7 separate regions of the Mus musculus genome follow, and all the other regions are linked to region 3. A link is a loop called in an ENCODE intact Hi-C map of the cell type or tissue named here. Cell type or tissue: heart. All regions are shown on one strand. Region 1 holds the start of Uchl1os (ubiquitin carboxy-terminal hydrolase L1, opposite strand). Region 2 overlaps Apbb2 (amyloid beta (A4) precursor protein-binding, family B, member 2). Region 3 holds the start of Apbb2 (amyloid beta (A4) precursor protein-binding, family B, member 2). Region 4 overlaps Apbb2 (amyloid beta (A4) precursor protein-binding, family B, member 2). Region 5 overlaps Apbb2 (amyloid beta (A4) precursor protein-binding, family B, member 2). Region 6 overlaps Nsun7 (NOL1/NOP2/Sun domain family, member 7). Region 7 overlaps Apbb2 (amyloid beta (A4) precursor protein-binding, family B, member 2).

What was found. A loop is a pair of places that touch in the nucleus more often than their neighbours do. Peaks named below come from ENCODE experiments on the same cell type or tissue, not always from the same donor. Only the 100,000 strongest peaks of a DNase experiment are listed, where the experiment ranks them.
Region 1: a loop joins it to region 3, with 2.2 times the contacts of the local background. A loop is called at or near these places in 9 of 42 quality-filtered maps.
Region 2: it touches region 3 in a loop (2.6-fold over the local background); 5 of 42 quality-filtered maps call a loop at or near these places.
Region 4: a loop joins it to region 3, with 4 times the contacts of the local background. A loop is called at or near these places in 16 of 42 quality-filtered maps.
Region 5: a loop joins it to region 3, with 2.8 times the contacts of the local background. A loop is called at or near these places in 10 of 42 quality-filtered maps.
Region 6: it touches region 3 in a loop (2.2-fold over the local background); 5 of 42 quality-filtered maps call a loop at or near these places.
Region 7: it touches region 3 in a loop (2.5-fold over the local background); 8 of 42 quality-filtered maps call a loop at or near these places.

Annotation. Positions count from the first base shown.
Region 1 is chr5:66,676,387-66,680,386 of GRCm38, forward strand. Uchl1 (ubiquitin carboxy-terminal hydrolase L1) reads left to right here. Exons shown (of 9, transcript NM_011670.2): 2 at 50-61; 3 at 558-686; 4 at 3,277-3,427. It overlaps Uchl1os (ubiquitin carboxy-terminal hydrolase L1, opposite strand), which reads right to left and starts at 111. Exons shown (of 5, transcript NR_102714.1): 1 at 1-111. In heart, a CTCF peak has its summit at 1,856; a DNase peak (open chromatin) is centred at 295; H3K4me3 peaks cover 1,132 bases; H3K27ac peaks cover 700 bases.
Region 2 is chr5:66,467,951-66,471,950 of GRCm38, forward strand. The region is part of intron 3 of Apbb2 (amyloid beta (A4) precursor protein-binding, family B, member 2); the gene reads right to left. Among named protein-coding and RNA genes, the nearest start is that of Gm52775, 34 kb to the right of the region's middle. In heart, no CTCF peak of the experiment used is centred here; DNase peaks (open chromatin) are centred at 1,921 and 3,094; H3K27ac peaks cover 176 bases.
Region 3 is chr5:66,618,307-66,622,306 of GRCm38, forward strand. Apbb2 (amyloid beta (A4) precursor protein-binding, family B, member 2) reads right to left here and starts at 511. Exons shown (of 17, transcript NM_001201413.1): 1 at 262-511. In heart, CTCF peaks have their summits at 2,022 (motif pointing left) and 2,241; DNase peaks (open chromatin) are centred at 435 and 2,185; H3K4me3 peaks cover 2,366 bases; H3K27ac peaks cover 2,206 bases.
Region 4 is chr5:66,383,411-66,387,410 of GRCm38, forward strand. All of the region lies in intron 9 of Apbb2 (amyloid beta (A4) precursor protein-binding, family B, member 2), which reads right to left. Among named protein-coding and RNA genes, the nearest start is that of Gm52775, 120 kb to the right of the region's middle. In heart, a CTCF peak has its summit at 2,455; DNase peaks (open chromatin) are centred at 1,481 and 2,461.
Region 5 is chr5:66,557,617-66,561,616 of GRCm38, forward strand. All of the region lies in intron 1 of Apbb2 (amyloid beta (A4) precursor protein-binding, family B, member 2), which reads right to left. Among named protein-coding and RNA genes, the nearest start is that of Gm52775, 56 kb to the left of the region's middle. In heart, no CTCF peak of the experiment used is centred here; a DNase peak (open chromatin) is centred at 2,115; H3K27ac peaks cover 676 bases.
Region 6 is chr5:66,261,813-66,265,812 of GRCm38, forward strand. Nsun7 (NOL1/NOP2/Sun domain family, member 7) reads left to right here. Exons shown (of 13, transcript NM_001302833.1): 3 at 2,197-2,255; 4 at 2,679-2,809. Among named protein-coding and RNA genes, the nearest start is that of Nsun7, 3.9 kb to the left of the region's middle. In heart, a CTCF peak has its summit at 1,727 (motif pointing right); no DNase peak of the experiment used is centred here; H3K27me3 peaks cover 29 bases.
Region 7 is chr5:66,522,757-66,526,756 of GRCm38, forward strand. The region is part of intron 2 of Apbb2 (amyloid beta (A4) precursor protein-binding, family B, member 2); the gene reads right to left. Gm52775 (a long non-coding RNA gene) reads left to right here. Exons shown (of 4, transcript XR_003955743.1): 4 at 1-4,000. Among named protein-coding and RNA genes, the nearest start is that of Gm52775, 21 kb to the left of the region's middle. In heart, no CTCF peak of the experiment used is centred here; DNase peaks (open chromatin) are centred at 1,145 and 1,605; H3K27ac peaks cover 769 bases.

The sequences.
Region 1 (4,000 bases), 58 kb after region 3:
TGAATCATTTAGTTTTATTATCATTTTCCTCTTTGCTTTTGGCTTTCAGATGCTGAACAAAGTGAGTGGCGCGGCGCGCAGTCTCTGTCCCTATCCTCCAAGAGCATCGTTGGAGACGCCCAGCCGGCCGCGCCCTGTGCAATGGAGGTGGCTGGGCTGGGGCGCCCAGCTGGGTGTCGTCTCTGCCCTGAGTTATCTAGGGGTTTGGGAGTGACTGAGAGATCGATCACGGGGAGGTGGCGGAGGATGGACCCGGACAGCAACGAGCGCGGGGAGCAGCTCTCGAGGGCGTGGCGACGGCCCGCGGACTCTAGTCCGAGGGCTTCGCGCGAGCCACGTGTGGGCTGAGCTTTGTGCTGTGTCACTGCGCGGCACGCAGGGTGGGACGGCGCGGAGGCTCCTCCCAGACTCGGGTGGGGACCCGTGTGTGTGTGTTTGGTGGGGGGTTGGGGAGTGGGAGGGCCGCACGAGGGATGCTCGTGCTGGCCCCGCCCCCTAGCAGGTGCCCATTATTTGTCTGGCTTTTTCGGTCTGGCTGCCCTGTCTTTTTCTTGCAGGTGTTGGCCAAGCTGGGGGTCGCCGGCCAGTGGCGCTTCGCCGACGTGCTAGGGCTGGAGGAGGAGACTCTGGGCTCAGTGCCATCCCCTGCCTGCGCCCTGCTGCTCCTGTTTCCCCTCACGGCCCAGGTAGGGAGAGGTCTGTGATGGGCGGGTCTCAGTGGATACGCAGTGTTGTGGAATGAGTTCCTACCTCACGCTGTCCCCTTTTCCTGTAGGGTCCCTGATAAGGATCCCACTTCTTAGGGTGGGAGGTGCTTGCATTTTCATCGGGGCTCTATTGTGATGTCCATTATTGCCTCAATTTGGAAGAGAAGGAGCCCATTGCGTCTAAGTCTTTTTTTCAGTTATCCAAAGAAAGATCTCCAACTTGTTTATTTTGTTTGTTTGTTTACTTATGAGCCTTGCTCCCACTTGCGGATGGCCGGTTTGTTTTTTTTTTTTTTTCCTTTTAAGGGCCGTGAGTGGGTCAGGTCCCTGGTTTGGTTCTGTTGCTCTCTCACCTGACTGTAAACTGATGAGGGCCTGGCTTGCTTAAGTCAAAAGAGCTGTCTCTTCATTTGCCACCTCCATCTGCCTCTCTGGTGGATTCTCCATTCCCCTCCCCCACCCCTCCCAGCAGGCACACTGTTGAACGTTCCTTTTAGAAAGCTGAATCACTGGTGCACAGAGCCGCGGTCTCCACCTCTCTGACCTTGTGGCTGGATGAAGTAGGGCTCCTGTGACACAGTCATAGAGACACTTCTTCATTTTCTGAAACAGTCTTCCATCTTCCACTGGGCAGGGATGCAAATGATTCAGGCTGAGCCATAGAGAAAGACAAAACTGGGGGTTATGCGTTGTCTCGCCGTGTGTGGAGCCCCAGTAAATCACTGCATCGTCTCCCTCCTGTGGGCTCTTAGCTTCCTAATGATTTAAGAGGGGATGACATTGGTAAAACTTGGAGGCATTTGCGTCTCTGCCAGATGGGATGAGGCTAATTAAATACCGTCCTGAGGGCAGGTGTTCTAGAGGCATCCTTGACCTGACCGGAACTAAGCTGTATGGGAAGTTCTAGGCCCTGCTCCTAGCAGATGGTCTCTGATGAGTTCAAACATGGAGTTTGGATGATGTCGGCGACGCGTTTTCCAGTCGGAGCTTTCATTGCTACCACTCCGTGTCAGATTGGCTTCCTTGACTGAACCAAAGTCGGCTCTCGTCCTGCCGTAGAGGTTTCTGGAGCTGCTCTCCAGAGGAACCATGATGACTTGGAGGTTTTGAGCAGAGCTCAGGCAAGGCCTCTGGGAGGCAGTGGTGAGCCCGCTCCCTTGGAACTGGTCTCATTTTGCAGGCTCCAGTGGATTTTTTAAGAGGACATTCCAGTTTGGTTGGGCTACTGTTTTGTCCTTTAGCTGCCGTCTAATCTGCCCCATCTATAGAGTACTTATTCTGCATATGTAATGGGTAAAACACTGAAGAATTCTTTTTGATGAGAAATGAAGCTTATAGTCTGTCCGCAAGCAAGCTAGTTTAGCAGGCATCTCATCCTCACTAGGGTTATGTCGGGAGCTCCGAAGTGAACATCTTAAATCACTTTGGTGGTGATGAGATCCAGGCATGAGCTTAGGCATGAGCTGGGTGGTGGTCTATTTTACAACGATAGCTGATTGATTAGCAGGAAGAGGGGCGAGAACCCTGAACAGTAAGTGGGAAGCAAGAACAGTCGAGCTTCAGTTCATCTCCCAGGACAGTTGTCTTCCTCTCCTATAGCCACAGAGAAAATGCACACTCGCATTCCCAAGTACACTAAACACGGCGGGCTCCTAGAATCGGAACCCAGCTGGCTGATGTGCTGTGTGAGTTTTGCTGGCCGTGGGCAGTGGGCATTTCTAGGGCAGCAGCACCTGCTTTTGATTGGCAACTCCTGACTTCTCAGGTCTTCCAAACTCAGCAGTGAGAGGAATGGACAGTCTCTGGAGTCGCTGAACACTTAATTGACTCTAAAAGAAAGATAAAAGATTTAATGCTCGGAGGAAATCTCTCGTTCATAGAGCAGCCTCCCCAGATAATTGCTAATCTGCCTTCCGGTTAGAACATCCCCTGTATTGCTGGCAAGGATAAACTAGTACCCTGTCTTCTGCAAAATGAAAGTTTAGGTTTTTGTTTGCTTGTTAGTTTTAAACCATAGTCCAATCCTTGTACCAGTTGGTTTTACTTTTCTAAAACAAACCAGGAAGGGAAGTTCTTGGATCTGCTTGCCCCTTCCAAACAGTTAAACCTTGTTGAAAGGCATTGACTTGCACACAAATGGAACCGGTGAAGAATAGCGGAACAGATACCAGCTGGTGCTAACACTGGGTATTGATCAAAGCTTGATTAGAAGCCTCTGAAATGCAGTCATTCTTCTCACTGAAGGGAGAAAGCCCTGAGTACAGCTCTGTTTGCAGATTTCACGACACCCCGCCTCCAGCTAAAGGTTGCCGTGGTGTCTAGACAGCCTTGGGCAGCATCCAAGGCAGTGCCTGCCTGCACTGCAGCATCGGGGTGGAGCCCCACGGCCTGCTTGGGTGTGGGAGGAAGACTCTGGGCATTCAACAGCATCTAGAACCATGGCGCTTACTCATGGTCACACATCCCGCTGTTTATCTCTTTAGAACTGGCTGGACCACCATCTGCTTACTTTAAATGTTCGTTTTGAGATGGAAAAAAACCCAAAACAAATAATTTCTCCCATTCACAGCATGAAAACTTCAGGAAAAAGCAAATTGAGGAACTGAAGGGACAGGAAGTTAGCCCTAAAGTTTACTTCATGAAGCAGACCATCGGAAACTCCTGTGGTACCATCGGGTTGATCCACGCAGTGGCCAACAACCAAGACAAGCTGGAATTTGGTACTTGTGGCTTAATCATTTGGTCATCTGTTATTTTTTTTAATTATTATTGTGGGTACATGCCACGGCATGCCAATGGGGGGTTAGAGTAGAGCTTTGTGGGGTCCTCTCCTTCTGCTTGATAGAGGCTTGGGGGGTCCACTCACCATCTAAGTCACCTGCTATTTAAACTTGAGGCGTGGGGTTCAAAGAAACATGGGGTTTTACAGGGACCATTTATTTCAGCAATGTATAAACACATACACTCAGGTGGGTCAGGACAGGCCCTCACTCTGTGGCTCTAATTTTGGCTGGCCTGGCTGGCCTTGAACTCAAGGCAATCCTCTTGCCTCAGCTTCCTACTGGGACTTAGAGGTGTGTGCCTCCACATCCATCTTTAAAGTAGTTTGAAGCCTGTTAATGAACCCAGATATAGTACCATGAAGGGTGTGTTGCTATTTGTTTTGAGGGAAACTAATTCTCTTAAGAAGTATTGGCCCTCTTTTTTTTCTTTTTTTTTTTTTCTCACAGCTTTATGGGGTTTAAGTGAAAGGAATACTGGAGGGCCAGCTGATGTAAAGATTCATTCATTAA
Region 2 (4,000 bases), 150 kb before region 3:
CCCTCACTTCCAAACATCCCAAGGGCTTGGTACCAAGGAACCAGGGGCCATTCGAGATTAAAACTGCAGCTGTGACTCAGTTCTCAAAAGAATGGAGAACTCAAAAGTATGAGCTAAACTCGTTTTCTTTGTGTTAGCCGACTCTGGCACTGCGGTGCCACAGCTTCGGAACACTCTACGTCTCTCCGGCCTCTATCCAATACTCCATCTCTTCCCAGAGCCACACTCACTCCCTTACCGCCAAACCTCAGGAACTACATTCTTTAGACCATGGACAATCTCGAATCTTTTACTATTCCCAAATACCTGCTTTCCTAGAGCATGTCCCCATGTCCCCAGAACAATCCTGTCAGATCTCACATCTCTCCCCGCCCAAGACCTTATAAGACTTTATAATGATTCCTTTACTTTCTTGAAGGAAATTTTAACTTACCAACACACAAAAACTAATTTTTAAAAAGGGAAAAAATAAAGTAGGGATTCATCTCAAAGGACAAACTGTCAGGCACAGGAGCACCAAGGGCCCTGAGGAAAAGCCACCAGAGGCTCAGCTATGTGCAGAATCCCTGTTCTTACCACTCCTGTCCATCAGACTGAGGACTGCATACTTCTCTGTCGACTCAGACAGGATGCTAGGCACTAGAGTCATTAACACTGGCTTCAAAGTGCTAGTCAATTCTGAGGAAAGCCCCCCAAATAGTCAGGACAATTACATTTTATTTAGAAGCTTTGACTTCTGGAATCCCCAGTGTATATTATGATGGTAAGCAATAACTTACGTTCAGGATTTCTAGGCATGGGTATCTATAAAGACACTTGTGAATGTGCTCCGGAGTACATTGTAGTCCTGGATACTGTGACACACAGATCTTTCCAGTCCACCACAAAATAGCAACAAAAATTGAGCAATGAGTCCCGTTCTTTAACCCCTAAGGAGATTCTCCACTTTGAAAATCAAGACCTCATTCCTTGGCTTTGACTTATAACTTGGGTCCTTTATGGTGGTGTCTGGTATTTGTCAGGGGTCCAAATGTCTTCAATCTAACAGTTTCTCTGAAGATCAAATGGGCAATCATGTGTTGCTTGCTTGCTTCCTTGCTTTCGTGGCTTGTACAGTTTAAGCACTAATAAACGACATCTGCTACTAATGTTGCCAACATCTTAATCCTACATGATCTGTTTTCTCATCTGGGCTGCAAACTTTCTGAAGAAAATCCAAGTGTTCTGGAAAGCTCTGTACACCCAACATAAGCACCCTAGAAGCCTTGATGGGTCCAGACCTTCCTTCCTTCCCTGCCCTGCCCTAATTTTTTGTGACAATGTTCACAAATAATAAAATGAGTTCAATTTTTAATGAAAAATTTCTTCTGACATTATTGAAATAATCACCATCTTATGCTGTCAAGTAAGAAGAGATGGTCTGTCAAAAAAAAAAAAACAAAACAAAACTGTATCAATGTACAACTGAACTTGAAAGCCTGCAAGCTTATGTTAGGTGAGAAATGCTTTTAGACACTGGATGCCAGGATTAAACCTTTCTACGGATGATACTGTTCTATCCATCGACAAACATGTAATGAGTCAATCTTCAGGCTTTTCAATATTTTCTCCTAAGAGCTCCATCTCCATTTCAAGGTCTATAAAATGGAGAGCAGCTACATCAAATGACCAGATACCAGCACTCGTGTGCCACTGACAGCACCCTTACATCTGCCAGTCCCTCTGCCAAGGACGATCCCATGTCTCACTTCTAACAGCCTGGCACGAGAGGTCCTGCGATGATGTCACTACTACAGACCGAGAAGCAGACACGGTTAGATAGCCTGGCAGACGTCCCACCAAAGGAGGTCCCGGGCCATTATCGTGCCTTGGACCTGTTCACCCCTGACACAGGCTCCTGACCACAGTGCCACACTCCTCAGGACTTTGTGCACGAACTTGGCTCCACCTGGAGTAGTTAATGCTGCCAGATAACTCTTGACACATTGTCAGGTTCTTTTGGAGTTGATATCTAACATCTTCAAATACAGGCAAGTGGAAACAGCTGCCGGAAAGCAAGACCTGAGATCCTTTTCCTTACAGCTCGGGGGAAACAAAACAATACAATTGAGAGGAAGTACGTAAAATTGTATCTGACTCTGGAGGTGGCTTCTAAAGTCAGAAAATGAGCAAAACTCAACTTTAACCTACATGCTCAGGACAATACACAATGTTAATTAGGCGACTAGTGTGTGTTTACTTTTTTGATGTGCACGTAATGAACAGAATTTAATTAAGCACATATACAAGCGGAATTCCATCCCAACTTACTTTATTTCTATTGGGGAAAGAGTCAAAGAGCACAGACTGAATTCACCTACAACGCTGTGCTCTATGGGAAGAAACTTGAATTTTACATTCTGTGGGACATTAATTATAATTACTAGTACACTTTTGCCATCTACATACCTAAGTACACTATATTTGCTGTAACGCACTGTTTTGGGGAGAGTCTAAATTGATCACTTACTAAGGTAAGAACAGAGTAAAATCTGCAGCTCTCCTAAGGCTCCCTAGAGGGACCAATCCGACATCTTGATTGTCTTGCCTTAACACAACCCGTTAACATAGAATCCAGTGTGCATCTTGCTTATTCAGCCTTCTCTAAGAGAGATTCCAAAACCACTCCTAAGAATAGCGTCAGAGGGTGGTACCCACGGCCCGGAGAAGGGTGCTGTCTGAGATGTCTCTCTGGGGAAAACAAAAATCAGAGAAGAAATACTCAATAGAGACCATTACACATAGGCTTCTTTTCCACGTAAGGGTTACTTTTGTAACAGCACCAAAAATCTTAAGAGAAAGTGAAAGAATTATGGTTCCTTCATTCGAGTACCTGATCCTTACTTTTCATAGCTCAAAAGCACTATAACTGTGGCTTGCAAATAACAGCAATGCTTTATGCTTCAAGCAAGTACCACTTCCAAATGCACTGCCGGGTTCATGGCCAACTGACTGCACTGACACACCCATCCCCAGGTGCCTGTACCCTCACCCTCTCTCCTCACTGTGCAGCCTCACAGCTCTAAGTTTGATTAACTGGATGTTACCAAACAGGAGGACAAAGGTCCTCATTACAGAGTGCAGGCCCATTTCCAGTCCCCAGGGTCTCTGCTACTGTCATGAGAACACGTACAGGCTGGCCGGCCAGAAACGTGTTAGAGATTCTAATAAGATGGCTGAGATCTCTTGGTCAAGGTCATATGATGTTAGACTAGGCAGACCAAAGAGAGGACATGTCGGGGCATGCTGCAAAGATGACTACCTCTGCGACCCAAAGCTGACTTATACAGAGTGAGCAGGGCAGACTCCCCGAAGACTCACTGAGTATCTGAAGATGCTGGTGACATCTTGACAGTGTGAGCAACTGGATGTCAAAAGGCTTCCATCTACATTGTGAAGGAGAGAGATAGTGGTACTCTGATTACACCTGGAGCAACCAGCTATGATTGTACAGGAAGAGCTGCTGGGGTTAGAGCTGAGTTGATCTAGGAGAGAGGATTGATGTGAAACATTTTACTGAGATTCAAGTCCTGCCCAGGTTCCCAGGGGCAGGCTTGGTCAATACGGATGCATTAGCCTATTCTGTCATGTCACCCACGGCATGCTGCCATTTATGCTGTGCAAAACAGAATGCACTGGGAGAGGACATTCCAACTGTGTATAATAAGGACATATGCACATCATTATAACCATTAGGCTAGCTGGCCAGTGAGACCTAGAGCTCCACCTGTCTCTGTCTCCCTGGCACGGGGATTACAAACAGACAGTGCCATCCATGCCCAGCCTTTTGAGGTTGAATCTGGAGATCAAACTCAGGTCTTCATGTTCGGATAGCAAAGGCTTTACTGTGTTATCTTTTCACCCAAACTATAAAGTCTGCCACAGTGAGACAGAACATGACTAAGAAATCACACAAATAACTTATAAAGCAAATGTTCTTACAGAATTACTGCCCAGACCT
Region 3 (4,000 bases):
GGAGCGAGCCCGCAGCCAGAGCGCCGGCCCTGCAGCGCGGGCGCGGGGCGAGCGGGACTCCGCAGCGGACGCCTGCTGCAGATGCGACGGCAGCTGCTGCAGCTGGGGCTGCGGCTGGGCGACCGGCGGTGACCGCCAGAAACCGAGCAGCAGCCGCGAGGGCACAAGCAGCCAAGCTCGCCGGCTGCCCGGCACCCCCGGCGCACTCCGGGCCATCCCTCGGATCCCCGGGCTGAAGGCATGGAAGGAAGCGGGGCTCACCAGCGCTGCGCGGCGTTCGATCGGCTCCGGACCCGGCTCCCAGGTCTCGCAGTCCGCTGAGCACCCGGATCAGCTGCGGGCTGCAGCACGCGAGCTTCCTACTTAGAGCAGCACTGGCTCCGGCGACTGAGCATGCCCAGTGCGGCTCCGCGAGGCCCGCGCAGGGAGCAGCGGCAGCGAGATTCCACTTCTCCAGGCTTTGGCGGCGGCTGCGCGAGGAAAGGCTTGGAGGGGCCTGGCGGAGCCGGGCGAACCCAGCAAGGCGGGGCCGGGGGCGGAGGCCGCGGCGGAAGGGGGCGGGCCGCGCTCCCAGGGCGACCCCTGCAGGTGGAGGCGGCCGAGCTGCGGCACAGCAGGGAGGCAAGGGGCGCCAGGGTGACACCCAGAGGCTGGGGGTTGCGGGGCAGCCCGGGTATCCCCTCCAGGTGGCCTAGCGTCTGTCTGCACCAAAAGGCAGTTTGGGAAACTCTTCTCTCACGCGTCTGCGTTCCTGTAGAATGGAAAAATACCCCAAGATGAGAGCTGTCCACAGCCTTCCAGGCTAACTGAATGTTAAAAGGTGAAACTTTCTCCTGCCTTCTGCCTCCTTCATCCCCCATGGCTAGACATATGCCACACAGGAACATTCCTGCCCTGGAAAATCACAGCGAGATAACGCCATGCAAGAAATATGCCTGCGAACAAGGAAAAGCATTATCTACTTGCTACCTGTTCGTTAGGCATTAAGTGGATTTACTGCAGGCACCTGGAAGTCCTTGATTTGTTTCTCCATCAAGCCAAGGGGTGTTAAACTGATGCCTAAGTCAGACTCATCTGGGAAGGTTGCTGAAGCAGCATGCTAGGCGCGTTTCCAGGGGTTGGATGAGTCGTTGTGCCGTGCTGCACAAGCGCCTGTAAGTATCAAATCCCAGGTACTGATGCGGTTGCCATCCGAGGACTAGTCATGGGGACTCTGCTATACACAGACCATGCTACCTACCATCTCCTCTAGAAAGGTAATTCTGAAAATAATTATAACTACTAAGTAATGGCTCTTTGACAACGCACTCCTCAATCAGATAATAAACTCAGACTCATCCTCCCTACAGTGAAGATGGGCATTATTCCTTTTTTTCTTCACACAGCATGAGTTTATTGAGGTTCCACAAGATCCCCTTACTAAGACCTGTAAGCAAATCGCAGCCCCTGCCTTCATGTTTACAGCCCAGCAGTAACTGACGTCCATTGAATAGTTTCTATGAAATGCCATTTCTGCCATCTCCATACACAAGGTGTTGACATGTAAAAGTGTTGGGTTATCAGGAATGGAGAGAACGCCGTGTGTTGGTGGTCTCTTGTAATCTATAGCCTCTTCTATAATCAATATTTCCCTCAGACTCCGCGGAAGGCCAATAGTACTGCTACAGAAAAATCTCCATAAATCTATGCAGGTTCACTCTTGGAACTGAACCTCTGCATCCCAAGACTGGCCCAACGAATCCTGCGAACCATGAAGAGTCAAAAACCAGGGTTCAAATGCCAACTTGGGAAAAGCAAACTGTAGAGGGCCTTGAGACACAGGCTACTGTGTCCTTCAAGCCCAGACAGAGGAGGAAATGAACCCAAGCCCACCCTGCGAATCCTTCATCGCGGCGATCTCAGCAGGCTACCACACCAACTTGCACCTTGATCTCCCAGCCCGCCAACGTCCAGAGCCTACCCTACCACCCGATTCTCCCGGGCTCCCGGGTCGAACCGCGCCTGCCCCCTCCAGGCGGTCTACTCGGACGCGCAGGAAAACCCGCGCTGGAGTCAGCCGCGGCGGCGGGGCGGGGCGCGCAGGCGCGGTGGGCTCCAGGTTGGGCGGAGGAGGCGCCCTGCTCCACACCTGATGCAATCACCCTTCCGGAAACCGGCAGGGTCTCCAGGATCACCGCGGAAACGCTTCCTTGCCTGCTCCCGCCTCTGCGTCCCAGCCCGGTCGCCTGCTTCCTAGGCTCATTCCCTTGGCGGCCTGCGGGAGGAGTCGGGAAGTCACCTCCTTGCCAGCTGAATACTTAGATGTCCCGATTGTGAGGGGCCGGCTACAGAGCATCCTGCAGTTGTTGGAGGAAACTCCCTCGGTTATTTCCAGGGAGGACTGACGGGACTGGAACACTGGTTTTGAACTCTTCTTTGCTTCCTTCCTGCATCCTATCCATAATTTCTTCTCTGTTCCTGAAAGGGACGGTTTAAGGTGGAATGGATTGCCAGGTTCCCTGGCTAGCTAAGTATGTAACCGCGCCTTAGCTGGGCTGGAGAATGCCTGGCACCACACACTCAAGTTATAAATAAGTAATTGGCTTCCCTATACCTCATCGTTTAAGATCACAAAGAAAATCATTTCTCATTTTACCACCTTATGCAATTTTGATAGCTATTGTGATGTTGGGTTTTTTCCCCTTAGTGCTGACGCACACACGAACTGTTTTCTTAGGAAATGAACTATTCCAAGAATATCCTGAGCACTTGTTTTTATCAAGTATCAAGTAAACAATGGGTCCAGCACATTAAAAATTACCTCCTGTAAATTCCCATAAGATCAAAAGCCCTACTAAGTGGAGGTATGGGTGTTTCAGGGAATTTTAGTGGAAAGAACACTTACAAGAATGTTATAAAACCAACGCTACACCAAGTCTTTAGATTCTGTATGCTCTTTACTTCATACCCCAGAGATATCAATGGCTTCCTTAAAGAAGACAAATCGATCTATTGTGTCAGCACCACAGAGGCTGAGGCAGGAGGACAGTGAATTCAAGACTAGCCTGGACTTTACTGTCAAAAAGAACAAAAGCAAACCTGAGTGGCACTGGATAGGGAACTCCTGCCTCAGCCAGGAGTGGATTCCCAATCCACTCAAACCAGTGCAGCCACCACCACTGCTGGTTTTGAATTCACAAGTTAAATGTATAAACCAAAGGAGACCCTGTTACTGGTTTCTTCTTAGGAAGTCCATTAAGCTTTGAACATCCTTGACCAACAACCAATTGAACCACTGCTAAGATAGACCAACACTAGGCACTAAGTATGTCAGTCAAATGGCAAAAGGGTTTTGTGTGGCATCAAGAAGTGTTTGGGGGTGGGGGTGGGGGGCTGGAGAGATGGCTCAGTGGTTAAGAGCGCTGACTGCTCTTCTAGGGGTTCTGAGTTTAATTCCCACCACCTGTAATGAAATCCAATTCCCTCTTCTGATGTGTCTGGAGAGAGTAAGAGTGTATAAACAAACAAACAAACAAATAAATATTTAGAAAGGTGTTTTGTGCCGACATTTAGGGCTAAAAGTACTTTTATTTGGTCATCTGTTGTAAGAGCTGTTTAAGGTGAAACCCGGGGAAATTTAATGATCGAAACAAAATATCTGAGTCCTCATTTGCTTTAGTAATAATTCCAAATACATTTCCAGTATGGAAACTAAAAGCTAAAGCTTGGTGTGGCTGCCATAACTTTAATCCCAGCACTGAGGAGACAGAGGCAGGAGATCTCTGTGAGTCAGAGACTAGCCTTGCCTGTATAACCAGCTTCAGACTAGCAAGGGCTTCCTAGTAAGACCCTGGTGGGGGGGAGGGGGGGAGGGAATGCTAACTTTTTATCTTGGTGGATCTGTATATTTCTATTGGGAGTGATCTGACATTTAGAGATCTGAGAGAATACCTTCTTCATAAGCAAAGAAGAGTGGAGAAAAATGTCAAAAAACAGAGGAGCCAAGTCAGAAAGCATCACA
Region 4 (4,000 bases), 230 kb before region 3:
ACCTGGAGATCTGTTTAGGAATCTGTTGGCTCAATGGGCGGCCATGTTTTTAATAAAGAAGTCTTTCATCTAAGGCAGTGGTTCTCAGCCTTCCTGATGCTGTCACCCTTTGATACAGTTCCTCAGGTTGTGGCGACCCCAATCATAAAGCTATTTTTGTTGCTATTCCATAACTATAATTTTGCTACTGTTCTGAATCATAATGTAAATATCTACTTTTAGTTGTTTTCTTTTCCCCCTGGTGGTGTTAGGTGACCCACAGGCTGAGAATCACAGACCCAAGGGTCTCTCAAAGTCAACTGAAATATCAGTGTTTGAGTTTCGTGAACAGATCTCTTGGTTAATTCCAGCTGCATGGTAACTGTCTATAGCAGCTACTTTTGGCCTGCTGTGACCACCGTACCTAACACAAATAACTTAAGAAGTTTATTTTGGCCTGTGGGTTCAGAGACTTTAGTGCTTGGGGGAGGGAGTATATGGCTGAGAGAGCATGTGGCAGGCACTCCTCACAGGGCCAACAGGAAGCAGAAAGAACAGGGTGGGAACCGAGGGCTGGGCTGCAACCATCACAGGTCCTGTCTAAGTGACCTACGTCCACCAGGCAGTCTTCGCCTCCCAATGACCCCCTCAGCCTACCATCATGGACGGTGGTAATGGTGGTCATACTTAGCTCATTTCACACTCTCCACAAATGGAGAAAAACATGGGCCTGTCAGGGACACTTCAGATCGGATCCCTAACCCTGTCACTGTGAAATGATGCCATTATGGCTTCTTACATAGCACCAGGCTTTCCTCCTGAGCCTGACAGGTCACGTGCCAACATATACACACTTGACACTGAATAAGCGAATGCCCAGTGGCCAGCTGCTGCAGACAACAGCTGAAAGCCCTCACTCCTGGTGCCAGTACAGAGGTGGAAATTATAGAAGCCAGCCAGCTGCTGATATGATCTCCTTACAGAGTCCTGAGCTGGAGGCAGAGGGAGCGCTGAGGCCCTGTTCTTCACGGCTGGGCTGAAGAGCCTCAGACTCAGGACCTTTTAAAAAGGAGTGTGGGGCTGTAGGGAGGGAGAAATGGCTTAGGTAGAAACAGCCTGGCAATGGACTCATTCTCCTTGTCCTATAAAAGAACCATCAATTTATTAACTGCAAATAAACAAGAAATGTCTTCATTACGACTAAAACACCGTTACCTGGCAACCAGCCCGAGGAAACAGAGCTGGAGACATGTTGCATCTTTTGTGGGGAGCTATGGAAAGACATCTGCATTCTGGAGACCCTCCCTGAAGAGCCCAGCCCTGCTGGACGAGTGAATTACTTTTGTATCTAAGCAGGCTGTGAATGTCTCAGAGTGTCCATCACCCAAAGTTCCTTTCCAGAATCCTATGGGGCCAGGTTCGAGCACCTGCTGGTCCACTCTCTGCATAGCCACCCATGCACTGTTAACAGCTATGACTCACTCTGACTCCTACAGAGCTCCTACAGGGAAGAGGACAAGACTTGCCTGTCCTTTAGTTAGCCTATTCAGGGCATCTACCACCAGGCCCAGCCACTAATTGTTGATAATGACATCTCTTGTCCCAGCAGCATCCTTTAAAATTCAGAGACTCACAGCAGCCGGTTCCCGGGTGACTCACTTGGACAAGTGACCAGAAATTAACTGGGGGGAAAGAAGCCGGGCTTCTGCCAGGACTTCAGTATTATGCTCAGCCATGTTGGCAAATAAAGGAAAGGAAACAGCTTTAGAAATACAAAACTCTGTCCCCTGGGCTGAGAGGGGAATAAGTTCTAGCCAATGATGCACATGTCAGCCCTGCTGTGGGCTGGGGGAGTTGGGAGTGAGGGTGGGGGAGGTGGAACACACCATGCAGGGTTAAGCTGGGCAGCCAGGCTTTGTGCCTTGGTATTCTGTGGCCAACTACACCCAAGCAGAACACTGGGCTCTTCCTTCCTAGGGACGAGAAAAGATCTTACTATTCCCTCCATGAATTCCCACCCTGAAGCCATGCCTCGGTGGCTCTATCTTATTCCCAGGACTTGGCACATTTGCCCCGGGTTCGGGGCCTGGCTTCTTGACTGAGTCACGCAGATACGCACTCCCCTTGACAAAGGGCATTCTCTTTGACTGGCTGATGCCAGGGATGGTTTCTCTCTCTCTCAGAACTGGCTGCAATAAAGCTTTCCATACACTTCCTGTTCTGTGACCTTGCTCAGCTCTCAAGAGTCCATTTCTCTACCTCCTGAATTAGTCGAGTTCTGTTTTGACTAATAGAAGATAGTGGTACCATTTCCAAGAAAAGCCTGCTCTCACCTGGTAGCTTTGGCTTCCTGTCTTTCCTGCCCAGTGAACTGTACTGCTAAAAGCCCAAGCAACACAGAGTGGGCCCTGGAGGATGAGTCCGGGGAAGGGCTGCTCTAGATGCAGATCTTCCAGGTCCTGCTGCCTACTAGTGGATCACAGAGGAACTGCACTGCTGTGTGGCTGAATTCTGCACAAACTCCCAAACTCCAAGTCATGAGGAAAATGAAACTGTTTCCAGTTACCAAGTTCTGGAGCAGTTTATTATGTAATACAGAGGACGAGATCCCAAAGCCACACAGTAAATAAGAAGCAAATCTTGAGCGGGCCAGGTCCAGCCAGAGTCTTAGCCATCACACTGAATGCTAAGTATGTTTGCTCCCTTGGCATTAATCATTTTACAAATGTTTTCTTTCTTTCTTTTTTCCCCCACCCAGAGAATGAATCAACCATGCAAATCAAATCCAAGAGTTTCTCATAGTTCAGAATTTCTGAAGAAAACAAAGTCGTTTTCAATGGCACGGACTACTACACGCAGCTATAACATCCCACAGAAATGCGAAGGCATGAAAGTGCATTTGTTGCAGATCAGAAACAGATCTGAATGAGAGAAGACGCTCCCTGCGATTTCCTGTTTATCTCTTAGGGTTAATCTAGTGAATTGCTAGCTAATAGAATTACTTCATGGAAATTTATGCTAATAGGAACCAAGGGAAGGCTCGGATAAATAAATCTCAAGAGGAATATTAGAACCTTGCACTCCTATCCCGTTTGCTGGAGAGTTACGCTGTCAAGCATACCCAGCCCCGACTAGCCTCACTCCTTCCTTCCTTTCTCCATGTGGGGCTGGGTGTAGCAAGAACAGAACAAGAAAAGCCCTCATAAGATCCAGTGCCTGGATAATAAAATGGCTGAGCGGACCAGGCACTAACTGCAAACGGACATAAGCAATGGAAAGTACTGCAGTGATGAACTATGCTTATGTCCCTGCAGAAGACACCGCAAAATCATGTCTTATTTTGATATAAGTTTCAAACCCAACAGTGTCACCTACTCAGTGTTCTCTGTAGGCCTGTTGCATCTGCATCTGTGTGGCTCCTGGACTCATTAATGTGAGCCTTTGTCCTCAGCAGTGTGACGATCATATCAACCTTGCCAAGGCCAGCATGCCACAAAGCACTGGGCCATAGGAGTCCAGAAGAATCCATCTTTAGGCAATGACCTCCCAGTTCCAGAACTCACACCCACCCTTGGCAACTCTGCTACCTTAACCCCATCTAGATAGACAGCCAAAGCGACCTTAAGCCTGGGGAAACAGTGGCTTGGAACAAGAGGTTTGGGAGTCATGTGCACAGGGTTGAAGACTTCTTATTTCCACCAGCTACCAGATGAGCACACTGTGAGATGAGATGGGTCATTCGAGCTATTCTAAGCATCGCTTTCTCATCTATAGTGTGAGGAACTCATGCATTTGCGGGACAAGTCCATGAGCAGAGTGTAGGGCCCGTGAAAGGGCAGCCAGGACTATAGCATCCCTTTCTAGACATAACCAATTCATCTCTAGTTGCTGTGGATTAGGGCTGCTCCATTTCATAGGCAATCTTATAACTCCTCAGAATCAGACGGGGCTTCTAATATGAGGCGTGCTTATCTCACAGATGAGGAATCTGAGACCCAAAGGATTGGATGCTTCCGACAAC
Region 5 (4,000 bases), 61 kb before region 3:
ACACACTCCTGCTCTAGGGAAATGGGCTCAAGCAATCATGGACTAAATTCTCTGAAATATAAAGGCAAATAAATCCTTCCACTCTGAGGTAATTTGTCACAGTGAGAGAAGAGTAATGAATATAGATGTATTAATGACTTTCCTATTGCTATGACAAAACACCATGACCAAGATAACTTATAGTAGAAAGTGTCTGATGTGACTTGAGGTTTCAGAGAATCTATGATGGGGGTTCAGGAACAGCTGTAAGTTCACCTCTTGATCCCATGCAGGAAGGAGGTAGAGACCAAGAGTGGTACCAGTCTTTGGGAACAACAAACCTGTCCCCATGACACATCTCCTCCAACATGGCCACACCTCCTAGTCCTTCTGACACAGTTCCAATGGGGACAAGTATGGAAACATATGAGCCTATGAGAGCCATTGCCATTCAGACCACCACCACAGAGACCCAAGCTGAAGTTCTGTCAAAGGACTTATGCTGCAGACACCCTTGAACAGCCACTGTGGCTTGCTAAGGGAGGGGACGCTGAGCTACAGTGGCATGGGCACATCTGGAAGCTTCTCCCAAGGGTACATGTCCAGGCAGCTGTCTGGTCTATAGCCCAGAATATGCATTTTGACATTGCTTTGTCACTGAGATGAGGAAACACGACAGACGCAAGTCTTAACTCTTCAAGACAAGCCTTCACAGGAGGGTGAGATTTAAAGGGTACCTATCGCCCATAAAAATGCCTCTCGCAACCTGTCTGCTGTTGTCTGGAATTCCTTCAGCAGCGGCTTCCCACAACCCAGAACTGTATGTCGTGCCAGAAAAAGCACTAACAAGATGGGCAACCACAGCATGCCAGTTCCTTTGTGAGTCTCCCCTGCTCCCCACAATCACCCCTCCCCACAGTCTCTTCCTCCCATGGTTACTATATATTCAAAGGGGGAGAAGTTCCCCAACAGAGCAGAGATGCTATCCGAGACGGGTCTGACCACTGTACCATTCTACCTGGCCCATGGCAGGCTCAGGAGCCCTGGGCATAGCTCATTGAGGACAGTGGAAGTGAGTGAAGGACCTACCGAATACCTCCCAGCCCACCCCAGTCTCCGTGTGCTGAACCAGGGACAGAGTCTAAAGAAGCAAGAAGGAGCCTGCCACTCCCTTCCTTGTCTCCTCCAAGAGGAAATCTTAGATCAGTCTCCACATCCCAAAGCCTAAACATAGATATGAACCCCAGATCACCACCACCCACCTACCTCCCTAACACGCAAAACAGATGTGGACCCCAGATCACCACCACCCACCCGCCTCCCCCATACTCAAGACAGATGTGGACACCAGATCATTTATGGTGTCTCCCCCATAACTGAAAAGAAGAAAGGGCAAGGAGTGAATGAATTCACAAAAACTGTCACCTAAAAATAATTTACACATAAAATAAAATGCTACTTTACTGTGATCCTCAGAGATCTCAATATTTACAGTAGTAACAGTAACTGAGCTCTACTGGACTAAATTGGTGTCAAAAACAGATCATTTCACACAGCTCCCAAGAAGCAGGTACTATGATTTCATTTTTTTTCTTATTCAAAAACTGAAGTGGAAGCAGAGAAAAATAACTTTCCCAAAGACTCACCACTTAGGAATGGAAATAAAAGCCCAGATCCGCTGTACTCTTTCATGCATCCCACCTGGTCTCCCCATCACTACCGCACCTGTCACATCTGGGGGAGAGAGGCCTTCCCCTTATTAGAATTTTCTTGAGCTGTTAAGCACCTCTGGAGTTGCAGAGCAAGCAAAGGGATGTATAGATTCTGTTAATGGAGCCACAGCTCTGGAATAAATGAGACAGGCCTGTAAACTTATTTCCCAGCTTAATGAATAGAAAATAAACAGAAGCAAGCAAAGAGAATAAAGGAAGCAAGAAACAGTATTAAGGGGCAAGCAAAGTTTAAGTGAACAGTAGTAAAAAGAATCACAGGATGTTCCCAGGGGTGGGGGGTGAGGGGGAGGTGCTACCAGGAAACAGCAAGGGTGAACACTAAGGCCAGCAGGTGACTCAGTGTAAGGAGACAATGATCTGATCAGCACAGGGTAATAAAATAATGGGGTGACCATGACAGGCTGCTATGAGGGATGGGAGGGAAGGCCTCACAGGTGCTGCCAGCCTGGCCAAGAAGCTCTTGAGGCCGTGGAGAGGAAATGACAGCAGCTGCTGGCTAAGGGATTAGTCAGCGTGCCGAGGAACACCAAGCACTCTTCCATTTCCCCTGCCTGCAAGAGCATCTCACAGGCGCTCCTTAATGGAGGGGTTGACTCTGGCCCTAGCAGATAAACCATAGAATTTCTCTCTGCAGAACACTCTAAGCCAGCAAACAGGATGCCAAAGTAAGATGCCAGAAACTAGATATGGCAGCAGCAAGAGCCTGTAGTCTGGAGACCAGGGTTCCAGGCAGGGCTCCACTCCCAGCGCCCTGGCAAGCCCTCCAGCAACTCAGGAGACTATAAGCGGGCAAAGGAAGGGTGGGGCGCATGGTCTCCAGGAAGGCTAGGCTCTGGTGCGATTCTCTGTTCCTGGTCCATTTGTTTTACAAGACAGCGAGGAGCTTTCCAACGCGTTCTGAGCCTGGAGGGAGGGAAGAAGGGACGGAGGGACAGAGGGAGGTTCAGGGGAAGATTTAAAGGTGATAGGTGCACTAAACCTTCAACAGACATTAAAAGACCTGAAAACCCAAGCTACTCACATAACTAATTGAATCAATGTAGCTGTCACTATGTCTTAGACACCACTAAAGTAACTCGGCATATATTAGTTCACTGAATCCTTAGGCAAACCCTGACAGAAAGGGATTCTCCAGTGGTGCATCGTCTCTAGTACAGGGACTTGACCCTGCCCTTCCGGATCCGAATTCTATCACTTAGGATAAGAAGCATCAACTAAGAGTTAAGGCCGTGCAGCCAAAGTGTGATGAGATGCTCCTATGCTTTGACTGAAACTCTATCAACTTGAACCAGCAGTGTGGATTACAGAATGCTCTGCTCTCCTGTACGCGAGGCCAAACTCAGGATGGTAACATGATAAACTCACATCCCGAGGGGGCACCATGATCTTCCCGGGCGTCACACTTGATAGAAAAAAACCAAATCCTGTCTTCTTCCCTCTAGGCCACTGCCTCTCTCAAAAGAGCAGCCTTGCGTCTGAGCCCTGGCAGAGAGGACCCACCGTGCTAACCACTCTCCTCTCTTCTCTTCTGAACAAGAGGGCCCAGACTGCTAAATGAGGCCCTAAGACAGACAAGCAAGCAAGGGGCGAGAGCTGCAAACCTGAGCCTCCAAAACTCCAGCTGCAAGTTCTTGCAATTGTGTAAAAACAAGACCCAAAACCTATTAAAAAAAAAAAAAGTTAAGGGGGACGGGCTAGAGAGATGGCTCAGTGGTTCGGAGCATGAGCTGATCTTGCAGAGGACTCGGGTTTAGTCCCCAGCCCCCACATGGCAGTTCACAACTTGTCTGTAACTCCAGTTCCTGGGGGCTCTGACCTCCTGACTCAGAGATACGTGCAGGCACAACACCAATGCCCATAAAATAAAAGAAACCATCAAATGGACAAAATAGTAGATACATTTTTCAGCTTCAGCAATTATCAACTGGTAGCAGTATCTATTTAAACTGCCCATCTATTTCATAAGTAGCTCTGTGTTGATCAGCATTCTGTCAGCATAACAAAATACCTGAGACAATCAACTGAAAAAAGAGACAGTGTAGCTGGGTGCGCTGAGGCACACCTATAGTCTAGCACTTGGATGGTGATGGAAACAGGCTTAGGAGTTCAAGGATAGACTCTGCCAAACCGAGACTCTTGGGATGGCCTGAGCTATATAAGAAGGAAGGAAGGAAGGAAGGAAGGAAGGAAGGAAGGAAGGAAGGAAGGAAGGAAGGAAGGAAGGAAGGAAGGAAAAGAAAAAAGAGAGAGAAAAAGAAAGAAAGAGAAAGAGAGAAAGAGAGAGAGAG
Region 6 (4,000 bases), 360 kb before region 3:
CAGCAGAGAGACAGAAGAAGAAAAGCATAATCTTTAAACAGTAAATACCTCAACTGAGTCAACCCGAAAAGGGTTATTCAATTCTTAGCCAATAGCTTTAATTTGGAGTGCCAAGTGTAAATAGGATTCTCCTTTCTAATTTGCCTCCAAAGTGCTAGACTCAAATCTCCAGAGCTCCTTCATGGTAGTTAACTGCCAACTCCCAAGTGTAAGGATAACTGTAGATAGGACATAACCAGATATGTCTACTCTGAGCAGAGCTGTCAACGTGTGTGTGTGTGTGTGTGCGTGTGTGTATCTTTGTAGATTTATTTATTTTTATTTTTATTTTTATCTATATGGGTGTCAAGTTTCCTTCACCTGCCCAAAACATAGAATACATCGAATAAAATATAGCTGTTATTTAAATTGATATTTCAGAGTAAGAGTGCTATATAACTTTAGATATCTAAAGTTAGTGCTTCCTGCACCATACGGAAGGCTGCCAGAGGTGACTGTTTCTGCAGAGTCCTGAAGAACAAGTGCAACACTGGCAACATCGTGCACTGTTTTCCTGCACTCGGCCCTGCGACACACATCTTCCACGTCACAAGTCTGTTACATTGATAGAAATTATAGTTTGTCTCCAAAGCTGGTGGCTTAAATATGTATAATGTTTCCCAAAAGATTTTTTTAAGATTTATTTATTATTATATCTAAGTACACTGTAGCTGTCTTCAGACCAGAAGGGGGCTTCAGATCTCATGACAGATGGTTGTGAGCCACCATGTGGTTGCTGGGATTTGAACTCAGGACCTTTTGGAAGAGCAGTCAGGGCTCTTAACCACTGAGCCATCTCTCCAGCGCCCCCTCCCCCGCAAATATTTCCTATGAGAATTGTAGTCTCCACTTCAAAATTTGTCTTCTTTGGCTTTCTCATTTTCCAAATAAAGATTGAAATCCAGCATCTACAATATCACTAAGTTTTGTTTCTCATGAATGGTGAATGGATTAAAGTTAGGGCTTACTTCCTGTTTGCTGTACTAAAACATACATGATGTTTATAGTTTAAGTGTATCATAAAATACTCACAAACCTAGCGGGAGGGTCAGAAATATGTTTATCAGTTTCCACGCAGCACCTATGGAGTCGTTTCTCTGTTTTTTGCTGTTTGGACTACTGTCCTTATGCAAAACCTTACATGGCAACTCCTATCATTCAGGTCTTAGATTAAATATCTCATCTATGCCTTGATTAGTGCCAGATACTTAAGCTAAAATTATGCCTAATAAAAGAAGTGCAAAAGAATAGAGGAAGAGGGGCTGGTGAGATGGCTCGGTGGGTAAGAGCACCCGAGCCAGCTGCTCTTCCGAAGGTCCGGAGTTCAAATCCCAGCAACCACATGGTGGCTCACAACCATCTGTAACAAGATCTGACGCCCTCTTCTGGAGCGTCCGAAGACAGCTACGGTGTACTTACATATAATAAATAAATAAATCTTTAAAAAAAAAAAAAAAAAGAATAGAGGAAGAGAAACACTTCCCATCACAAGGCTAGCAAAAACCTTGATAAGTAACACCAGCAAGGATGTTCAGATAAACTAACCTCTCTCATAAGCAGAACAAAAACCCAGAACAAAATATTAATATTTGGTCATTTATATAACGTATCAGCAATACTTAAAACTGAAAAGAGAAAGATCATTTAACATTTCAAATATTTTTATGTACATGGTTGCGTATGTAATGCTATCAGAGGCCAGAAGAGGGCACCAAATTCCCTTGGAAATGGAGCTAATTCAGAGCCACAATTTGCGTCCTGGGAATCAAACCAGGATCCTCTGGAAGAGCAGCCAGTGCTCTTAACTGCCCAGCCACCTTTCCAGCCCCCCTATTGTTTAATATTATTAGTTATATCTTCTTTAATGTCTTTCAGAGGTCATAAATTAAAGGTTAGAATTCCTCTATGACGACTCTATTTATTCAGATAGTGATTTGAATCTATGTAGAACCTGAACCATAAGAATGCAGGATTCATAAAGATTATAACTGTTTCATCTTGTGCTACAATTATGATTTATTAGCAGTTTATACAATTATGAGGTGTATATTAGATATGAAAATAAATTTACAGCATTACTTAGAAAGTGTATATAATTTAAAGTCTTTCTTTTCAGATTTGATATTTTGGGTAGCAGGCTTTTCCCTTGTCTTTCAGATCAAGATATTTTGGAAAGTATATTAATAGATAGCTATATCTTCTCAAGTACCACAATCGTAAGTAAACAACTTTTAGAATTAGTTGGCCTCATTATGTTGAGAAAGTATGCAAACTCCCTCTGTAACTAAATAACAATTTGCATTACGTTGAGACATCTTTAAATATACGTTATTTTCTACTTCTAAGACTTGCATTTTGACCCTGGCTCTATCAACGTGACTCCTAATACCTCAAATTGTCTTTTTTGAGGTTTTCCTCTCAAACTAGATATTTTTTTTCTTTTGAAGACCTCCTCTATTTCTAAATCTAACCCTATGGTGTAAAAAACGATCATGTTCTTATTCTGTTATGAAAAATAACAGGATAAAATATTTCTGCCATCCATATTCACTCTCACACTTGGGAGGTCCCGAGTCGCACCTCAAGCCCTTGGGTGGGTTCCTTCAGCTTTCTTCATGTGCCTTGTTTCCCCTCGGTAGGCAAGTCAGCTGAACAGTCTTATCATTGTGATGCTGTATGACTTCCAAGACAGAAAATTCCAGCCCCGCATCCTTTCCGAGAATGAAGAGACCATACCAGAAGTTCAAGAAGTCGAGAACCTTCTAAACGGGTAAAAAAAGAACATGCCTGTGAAACCAACATCAGCATTTTGATTTATGAAATATTTATGTAATATAGTTTATAGATACCTTTGTCTCAAAAAATTATGGAAAAATATAAGTGTTTTGAGTTCCTTTGCAAACAGTCATGGATAGTTTGAATATCTAACTTTAAATCAAATTATTGTAAGATGTTGAATTGCATGATCCAAGGTATGAACATGTGGGGAATCGCCGGGCGTGGTGGCGCACGCCTTTAATCCCAGAACTCAGGAGGCAGAGGCAGGCGGATTTCTGAGTTCGAGGCCAGCCTGGTCTACAAAGTGAGCTCCAGGACAGCCAGGGCTATACAGAGAAACCCTGTCTCCAAAAAAACCAAAAAACCAAACAAAACAAAACATGTGGGGAATCATTACAAATGTCTTATAGTTTTAGTATATGTATAAGCTAAATTTAATTTGAAATAGCTACTATTGTCTTCTTAATTGGCAGCCTTTTAAAAAAATCTAACATGTAACAAATGAGAAATTCTAACACTATCCAAGAATTCACTGTTTGCCTAATTGAAAAAAAAATCTGTTTAGTGAAGAACAAACTAATGTGTTTTAGTTTCTTCTTTATCCTAAATATCAACAGGAGACTGCCATGTGGCTAAGCGCTTATGTCAAAGGACGCTTAGGAAAGATAACAGATTACTAGTGAAGTTAGAATTGGACATATAATAAGTGGTTAGTGCATGATAAACATTACTGTGTGTTAATGGCACTGGGTGTGATGTCTTGAAGGTGTCCCCAGAATTCAGATGTTGAAAATTTAATTCTCTTGTGGCAGTGTTGGGATATAGAGGCTAATGAGGGGTGCTTTAATCATGAGGGATTTGCACACGTGTGTGCACGCACGTGTATATGTGTGTGTTGTGTGTTGTGTGTGTGTGCATGCATGTGTGTAGACGGGTGCAATACCTGTGACGGTTAGCGGTAAGTTTCCAATGATTCTGTTCCCTACTTAAGTCACAGGGTATCTCACTGATCCTGGAGCTGATTTGGTGAAAGTGGTTGGGCCAGCCATCCCCAGCAATCCTCCTGCCTCTGCTTGCTGGGCATTAGAATTACAGGCAAGGGATGCTGCATCTGGCTTTTTTACGTGGCTGCTGGGTGTTTGAACTTAGGTCCTCATGTCCGTACAATATGCAGTTTACCTAC
Region 7 (4,000 bases), 96 kb before region 3:
TGTTTATGAATGAAATGACTGCCTGTGAGACAGCCAAGTTTCTCTCTAAAGCAACTTGTTTGTTTGTTTTAATGACTTTACTTTTATCTTCGTCACATACTGAAGGCTATCTCAAGAAACAGTGACAGAGAACATAAAGACCTGAGCACCGAATTTGGCTGTCGGGGTCTCTATTCATCTGCTTCCCTAGGTGATGAATTCTAGAGCGGCACCCCCAAATTTTAGTGACATGTAAACACAATGCAGTCAAGTTAGGATTCAGAGTGTCTGTGTTAGAATCCAAGACTGCATTTCTTTTTGTTTGGTTGGGTTTTTTTTTGTTTGTTTGTTTGTTTATTTTGTTCTGCTTAAAAAAAAAAAAAAAAAGACTGCATTTCTAACAACCTCCCAAGACGCGCTAATGCTATTGAGCATGACCTGGAGTCTAAGAAGGCAGCACACAGATTAAAAAATGTTAATGTCATTGTCTCTGGATTCCTTCTCCTGCTCTTCTAGAATTTTCAAGTAACTCTGTGATGACTTGTGCTACCGGAAATAAAATATTTAAACGCTAAACATACACATGCCAGAGCAAAAGTTGTATGTTTGGACATTTCCATTCAGCAAGGCAACCTCTTTATTTAAGGATGTTAAAAAGACTAAAGAGACAATATTGATATATTTAGTAATTCCCCTCTCTTCTCATTTGAACAGGGAAAGTAAAAGAAAACAGTAATTACCCTCAACATACAGAGTTACGGTGTACAAGCATTGCTTTTCTTGGGTTCCCTGGGAAGAGAGAGATAACAGGAGAATCCACTCAGTTGGAATACAATAAGGAAAGACAATGGAAATTAAGGACAGAAAAGAAAGCAGCCAGGTGCTATGCTGAGCCTCTTCCAAGTGAGTCAACAGAACCCCACGGCAGTAGAAACAAAGCGTTCTTCTCACAGTGAGCTGAGTTCTGCAACAAGACTCCATGGGGTAAATTAAGGAAGAGTTCGCTGCACATCTGCACAGAAGAAAGAGGGAAATGTTCCTAAGAGTGCCACTCCTCTCTGTAGTGCGACCAAAGCATTTCATAGGGAACCATGCCAAAGTGTGCAGCCCTCTCCTGGGGTCCCAGCGGGAGCTTCTTACAGTCTGTGGGTTGTAGCCCAGGCAGCCCCAGCGGGTAGGCATCCCCCGACAGCTACTCCAGACACTTTCAGATTTCAGGTGTCTATGGTCCAGCAAGAGCTAGAGCGGGAAGAAGCCCTAGCGGCTCACAGTATACCAGGGACTCTTCGAGTTAAAAGCAAAGCACCCTAGTCAGCTCTTAACTCTCTTCTCACTTCCAGGTAAGGCTACCACGCAGGCTTTGTGTATTCAAACTAGGATTCCACCCACAGTCCTCTCTTTACTTTATTTTTTTTTATTTTTATTTTATTTTAATTTTTTTTTTTTTTTTTGGCCTTAAAGGAAAATTGTGAAACTCGCTGTGAAACTCCACCCTAAGGATTAAAACCAAGACTTATATAAGGCTTGCAAATGCAGCGGAGCCACAAATCATGTCTGTGGTGTCTACTCAGTGCTATTCAGGATGTGGTTTCCTATCTGGGAAGCTGAGACCCAGGGGACGTGGGCTCAACAGAAAACAATGCGTCACTGTACACCGAATTCTGAGTCTGGCTTCTTATCTAAAATAAGGAAGCATTTGTCGAGCTGGGCAAATGTGATCACTTGAGATTTCAAAACCAGCTTCAGGCATCACCCCGAGAGGGGGAAAGTCAGGATTCATTTGGACTTTACCCATTTATTTTATTGAAATGTGCATTGTTTTTTGTTTGTTTGTTTGTTTGGTTGGTTGGTTGGTTTTTGTTTTTTTTTTTTTTTTAAATCACACTACAATAGAGAGGGGTGGTGCGAGGGACTGCCACAACCTCCCTATGCTCCGGAGCCTCAGGCCTTCCTTGCTATCTCACTTGCAAGCTAAACAGACGTCAGTGCTGATGAGAAAGCACAATGAGACACACGGTCCTCTGCCCAGATTCTAATTTAAAATTATTTCAAGATATTAAAAGAGATTATATTTGGCGACTCTCACTATGAACAAATACTAAGTAGCATTTAGGAGCCAGCATTAATGTTGTTGGGAATGATAATGGTACTGTTTCTAAATAATGCTGTTTCTTTATTTTGGATGTTGTAGATGTATAATTTGCTTCAAAACAGCTTGTCAAAACTATAATGATGTGTGTGTGTATACATATATATATATTTATATTTATATATTTGTATTTAGCTCAGGAAAATAGGGAAGAATACTAATAACGATGGAAATAAGATGGGGGTTATCCAGGGAAACTTCCTTGCTTTTCCTATGTTGCTGTGTGTCAAGCAAGAGTTGTTTCATGTGAGGAGAGAAAGCAGGAAGTGAAACAGGGCAGATCTGACTTGCAGTCAAACCTAGAGACATGTGAACAGAGCAGGGACTTGCTGTCAGTCCACAAATTCACAACACATGTGCCACAGTACTGTAAGATGTTAATAACAGGGGGACCGAGGCAGAGAACTACACGGGAACTCTCTGCGCTGCCTCCCTCCTTTCTGTAAACCTAAAAGTCCATTTCTAAAAGACTAAAAAGAAGGAATACAGATCTGCTTGTGGGTTGGCTTTGTTTTTGGAAACAGGGGTCTCACACAGCTAAAAGCAAATAGGGAAGAATGGAAACAATGCAGAGAGGACGACTGGCTGGGAAATTGCCGCCATTCTTCTTTGTATGTCATGCAACATCTGTTCCATGTGATGGCAGAAGAAGGTTCAGGCCAGCCTTCAACTCCTGATCCTTTTGCCTGGGACTCTGAGGTGATGGGGCTAGAGACAAGTTCCACCACACCCGTGGGGTCAATATTCTTGCTGTTGTCATAAATTACCTCTTAAGACTTATTACATAACAGCCAGTCATTTTAGCAAATGGTTTGAATAAGAACACAGGAATGGGGGGTGTATCTGGGGAGCACACTTCTCCTAGGCTCTTCGGTGGAATGTATGATGTGGAGTTTCCAAACTTACTCTTCCCTACCTTGCTAACCCTCCCCTCACAGAACCTTCAGACACTTCAGGCTTCAAGCCCTCCAGTGATTTCACTAGGATCCTGGTCTCCTCCTCTACATCAAGTGGCAGAGAGACTATAGGAACTCTAACAGCAAAATGAACAGACCACCCCAAGTCCCCAGGTCTGTGATCTCAAGCCTAGAACTTCAAGAATCTAAATGTTAATATATCCCAGAAACTGCCATGCTCCGGGGAGGCTTGAGGCCGGCTCCAATGCAGCACATGCATGTGTGTACTGCAAACTCAGTCAAAAGCTCAAGGCTGTGGAATTCACAGGCCAGTGCAGGAGCTACTGCTGTTGTTTTCCTAGATGGATGTGATGTGCTGATCACATGACCTTCTAAATAATTTTTGTGCCCATAGGTCAGTGCTCCTGTCAGCTGTCATCAAAGGAGGTCATCAAAGGCGCTGTCATCAAATCAAAACTAGGATATCAGTATCACCCCCCATCACAGAGCAGGCAACATGGTGGAACTGGGTTGTAAAAAGAAAACGGAGAACCAGAGGAGGTGGTGGACTGTGGTGGAACACTGTTTTCTGGGCGTGACATGGCTGCTGCCTTCTTGAACTCACGGAAGCTGTAGTTATCCACACAAGATGAGACCCAACAGTGTCACGTAATGGAAGAGGGAGAGCCCGTGAGGCAGGAATAGTTGATGAGGGAGGGAGAGAGATTTCAGTATAGCCACTGCCTATAGATCCTATAACAACTCTAATAAATTCATGTTGCCATTTTATAAGAAAGAGAGAGAGAGAGAGAGAGAGAGAGAGAGAAATAGAGAGAAAGAAAGAAGAGGGGAGGGGAGGGGAGGGGAGGGGAGGGGAGGGGAGGGGAGAGGAGAGGAGAGGAGAGGAGAGGAGAGGAGAGGAGAGGAGAGGAGAGGAGAGGAGAGGAGAGGAGAGGAGAGGAGGAGAGGAGAGAGG